Regions from separate parts of the Mus musculus genome. Here region 2 is linked to region 1. The links are chromatin loops, found by intact Hi-C in ENCODE. Cell type or tissue: heart. All regions are shown on one strand.

Evidence for each region. Hi-C counts contacts between places; a loop is a spot of excess contacts. Peaks named below come from ENCODE experiments on the same cell type or tissue, not always from the same donor. Only the 100,000 strongest peaks of a DNase experiment are listed, where the experiment ranks them.
Region 2: a loop joins it to region 1, with 2.8 times the contacts of the local background. A loop is called at or near these places in 2 of 42 quality-filtered maps.

The regions. Positions count from the first base shown.
Region 1 is chrX:167,030,941-167,033,440 of GRCm38, reverse strand. No RefSeq gene overlaps it. Among named protein-coding and RNA genes, the nearest start is that of Gm8817, 38 kb to the left of the region's middle. In heart, a CTCF peak has its summit at 1,480 (motif pointing right); a DNase peak (open chromatin) is centred at 580.
Region 2 is chrX:167,087,724-167,090,223 of GRCm38, reverse strand. It overlaps Gm15232 (predicted gene 15232), which reads left to right. Exons shown (of 4, transcript NR_168066.1): 4 at 352-2,047. Among named protein-coding and RNA genes, the nearest start is that of Gm15232, 13 kb to the left of the region's middle. In heart, no CTCF peak of the experiment used is centred here; a DNase peak (open chromatin) is centred at 1,183.

The DNA of each region.
Region 1 (2,500 bases):
GTTGAACTTTAACATCCTGGGGGGAGGGTGCGGGAGGGGGGAGCTGCTGGCTACTCTGTCCCTAGAAGAATAGCAGTCTCCTTTGTTTCTGGGTAATCTCTTGAACTTGGACTTCAGTCTAAAATTACAGTGTTGGTTGCAGCTGTTGGCTGGGATTTCATCCTAAGTCTGCAGCTTAACACCTTCCTTCTGTGAGGCCCCCTGTAATGACAGACTTCACATTTACTTAGGACAAGCGACAAAACATCAATGGCCACTGACCCTACTGAGAAATCAATGTGAAGAGAGAACCTCAGTGAGGCAAACTCCTTGCCCCCATTGGGAACACTCAGGAAAGACCATTTTCCTTCCAGTTCTAAAACACAGAGCAGGTACAATCTCTGTGAATTCTGCCTTCCACTAGGGTTAGAAACTCCCCCAGAGCTCTGTGAAGGCAGCTGCTATACATTAAGAAGAATATGTGTCCAATGGAGGCGATAATGTGTCCCCAAGAGGTTGGTTCTGAATGTCCTCTTCACTGAACTTGTGAACTTTTCTACTTCCTGCTTGCTGGGGAAGTCTGCCCTCTGCAAATGTGCTTAGCTTCTGCCTGCCTCTTGTTCCCAACCTTTCAGTTGACTGTGGAGACTTTCCAGTGTTTGCATTCCAGTCTCCACCTATCCCACTTTCTCAGCAGCCGATAATGAAAGGAAACCCAACACACACACACACACACACACACACACACACACACACACACACACACACACACATTTTTGTGGTTTTTATGTGAATGCCTAAAAACATGCTTCCAAACAAAGTCATGAGAGTTGGTTTAGGAAAGATTTGCTTCTCTATTCTGACGTGAACTGCAATTATTCACCCACAAGAGATTAGAATTGTATCAAAAGGAAAGAGGAGGAGACATTCCAGAGTAAATAAAAACACTTTCGGTTTACACATTAGGCTACTAGATTCAGGCATCAAACAGAAAGAGATCCTGCTGTTTATGGCTTTAGGGGAAAGAACAGTTTTGTTTTCTATTTTAATCATCATAAAATTAAAGCTGAATATTATTCTTCTAAGAATTACATATATATGACTCTCATCCCTGGATTTCTTCTCTCTCATTTCGTGTGGTAGCTCCTTTCATAATCATGTTTTAAAAGCACAGCTACAAATTCTTTAACATACTTTACAGCAATGGTATGTCTGTACCCCCTCCTCTTTAGTGTAAGTGGTGTGCAAGCATTTCGAGCAATAGGAGATGGCAGCAGTGAGACCATGTGAATCCTGAAATTGGACCATAGAAATCCTGGAGCCTCCACTGTGCCCGTCGGCAGCACTTGCTTTAAGGGTCTAAGGAACCATGCATGAAGACCAAGGACCCTTAGAACACTGTCTTACTAGTTTTCTCTTTATCTTTTAAAAATTGTGTTTTACCATTTATCTTTATGTGTTTGGGTATTTTAGCTGCATGTGTGTCTTCACCGTGTACATGCAGTCCTCACAGAGGCCAGAAGAGGACAATGAATTCCCTAGAACGATAGTTGCCCATCCCTGTGAGCTGGCTGGGAATCAAACCCAGTTCCTCTGCAAGGACTGCCAGTGCTTTTAACTGCTGAGCCACCTCTCCAGCCCCTTATTTACTTTTTGACTGCTGTGACAAAACACCAATGCACAGAGTTCCAGAGGGTTAGAGTACAGGGTGGCAGAGGGAAAGGCAGCAGGTGTCAGGCAGCTGGAGTGGTAGCTGAGAACTCATATCTAGAACCCCCATCAGGAAGCAGAATAGACACCAAATGGCATGAGTCTTTTGAAACTTAAAGCCCTACCCATAATGACTTACTTCTGGCATCAAGGCCGTCTCTCCTAATGCTTCCCAAATAGTCACCATCTGGGGACATGTCTGAGTCTTAAAGGGGAGAATTCGCTGAGTTATGTTCCCCAGCTCCCTCTTTTTAAATTCTATTTGAAATATGGTCTCATTAAGTTGCCCAGGATAGCTCACTGTGGCATCTAGGTAGGCCTTGAATTTGTCCCTCCTCCTGCAGAGCTGAGATTGCATGTGTTCATCACAATACCGGGTTCATGTGGTACCAAAGATTTAACTCGTGGCCTTATGCATGCTAGGCAAGCACTCTACCAATTGAGCTACATCCCAAGCCCAACAGCATTCATTTTGGGCTTAAGTTACATGAGTGTGGTTCTGCTAGGCTTCTGTGGTTTTGTCTTGATATATCTTTGTATTCTGGCATTCTGGCATAAGAAAAGACGTTATTAGGGCACTTTCATTCTGAGGAAGGTCACAAGCATTGTAAAGGATCAAATCACGGATGTATGTTGACACGTCTCCTAAGACATGTCTTATGCACTGGCCAAAGGAGCACAAAGCTCAGAGGACAAAGTGATTACCCAGGCACAGGAAGTTCAAGCAGAAAAGAAATAAACAGGAACAAATAAAACCTATCATGGTATTTCGTGCTGACTAGTTTTATTTCTCCTGATCCTAATATTTTTG
Region 2 (2,500 bases), 57 kb before region 1:
ATGAACCTAAAGCAAACATGAAAAATTATCATCATCATGATTATAATAAAATATATGTTAATCAAATAGTAGTGGATATTAGTGGACATAGATTCTCTTAGTCAGTACTTATTTCCCACTTTGTTCACTGAATTCTTGATTTTTACGAAGTTGATTTTCCTTTGAGATGACCTAATTGGGGCTTTAAAAAAAACTGGCATTAATTAATTAATTGTGTGTGCTGTTGTTGAACCCCAGCAGTGTGCTTATAGAGAACAGAGGACAACTTGAGTTGGTTCGCTCTTTCTACTGTATGGGTCCTGGGGATTGAACTCAAATCATGAGGTTTGCTTACACATCTTGCTGATCCAGTCTCATAGATCTTGAAGTGCTCATGCAGTCAAGCAAGAAGAAGAAGAAGAAGAAGAAGAAGAAGAAGAAGAAGAAGAAGAAGAAGAAGAAGAAGAAGAAGAAGACCCAATGGGCGTGAGGTCTGATTTTCAACATGAAAACCCAAAGCATTCTTTTATAACTTTTTTTGATCACTGTGTAAATAGTTCAGACGAACTCTTTTTTGAAAGGGCAATATTGTGCACAGTTGTTTTTATTTGATTAAGCTTCAGGACTAATTTGTAAAGTGCTGTGGGATAGACTTGTCAAGCTCAAGCCAAGCAAAGATCATTCAGTCTCCACCCTCTCTCACATTACTCTGAAAGAACATGTTTTTAGAACACAGTCACTCCCCTCTCCCCTTTCCTTCAACTCTGATGTATTGTGGCATATCAGAGAATTAAGCAGCATAGGGATGGGTAAAAGGATCACAGGGACAACAAACACATCCAAGTTTATGGAGCTAAGTTTCACCAGTTCATCTCAACCCAATCTTTTGATACTGAAACTAGAAAGAGACTTTTTAGAGCAGGGGTGGTTAGATGGTAGAATGCCTGCCTAACTAACATGCTAGAGGCCCCGAGTTCCCACCTCAGGGTTAAAAACACATTTCACAGTCAAAAAGAAAGAGACGGTTGTGGAACAAGGCAAATTTCACTCTTGATCAATAGGTTGTGCTCAGAGGAATGAACACACAGAGACAGGAAGTACACTTGGTTTTATTCTAACACAGGTGGTATCTGTGTCATTTCCTCCTTGGCTGAGGTCTGACCTCGGAGTCTTATTTGATTGGCTAGTCTGAAAAGAATTTGTGCAGAGGAAATGAAGGAGGGAGGGGGAAAGGGCTGTTGTTCTAAAGGGAAAAGGGTCACTGCTTCAGGCCACCAAATTCCTGGAATGTAGCTGGGAGCTTTCATATGAACAAAGATTTTGCTGGACAGGAGGGGGATTAAAACTTTTACATAAAAGTCATACAAGGTACAGAAGATTTATATATATATTTGAATTCCTTGTCTTAAAACACAAACTTTATACTATTTGATTAGAAAAGGCTCATACTTAGTATTTCTTATACTAGCACCATCAAAACAAACTGAACATCCAAATATCAAATGGAGTGCTTGTTACACCCAAGTGAGATGCTATTAGAAGTCGAAGCTGATTGTACAGAGATTCAGTGAGCTCAGAAGAAACAGAGCTATATATAGAAGCATGACTCTCCTGTTATTTCTGAAGGCTGCATTTACACAGTAAGGATGCAGATAATGCAATTAGTCATGGCATTGATGGGCTGTCTACCGTTTTCCAGATCCCTTGTTGGGTACTGGGTATTTAGCACCTCATGAAACTTCCAAATTTGTAGGGGGTAGAAAGCTGAGGCTTTAAGTAAAAAGCTGAAAAGATAGATATGGAAGTCACCAGGCAAGGTGATGAGGGGTTTGCAATGGATTAACAGCCTGGTTGGCAGAGTGCTTGCTTGGCATGTGTGAATCCCTGGGTTTGATCCCTATGACAGCATCAAACTGCATGTGGTGCTGTATATTAGCCCTTGGGAACAGGGAAGAGGATTAGAAGTTCATGGCTGATGTTGGTTATATATGGAATTTGAAGCCAGCCTGAGATTCCTGAGACCTGACAATGAATGAATACATCAATAAATTAATAAATAAGAAAGATACATGAAGCAATAATACAGTTCTTGGGAGGCTGAGTGAAAATAACAAGTTCCAGGCCAGCCTGGGCTACATAGGGAAACCATGTCTTAAAAAAAGAAAAAAACAAACAAACAAACAAACAACAACAACAAAAAAAAACAAAGAAATTAAGAGGGAATAAGACTTTAAAAAGATATCTCTCCAAAGTAGCTTTTCAAGTAGTTAATACCCACATGAGAAGTTGTTCAGCATAATGAGTCATTAGGGAAATGCAAATAAAAACCACACCCATAACAGCAAATCTCATTTAAACAAAGCACAAAAACCAGTGTTGGTGAGGGTGACAAACAGCAATTCAAATACACCATTTGTTATTGCTTTGTGTTTGCTATTCCTTTTTAATTTTCTATCTTATTATGTAGCCCAGGCCAACCTTGATCTCATTATGTAGTCCGGGCTAGCCTGGAATTCAGTGA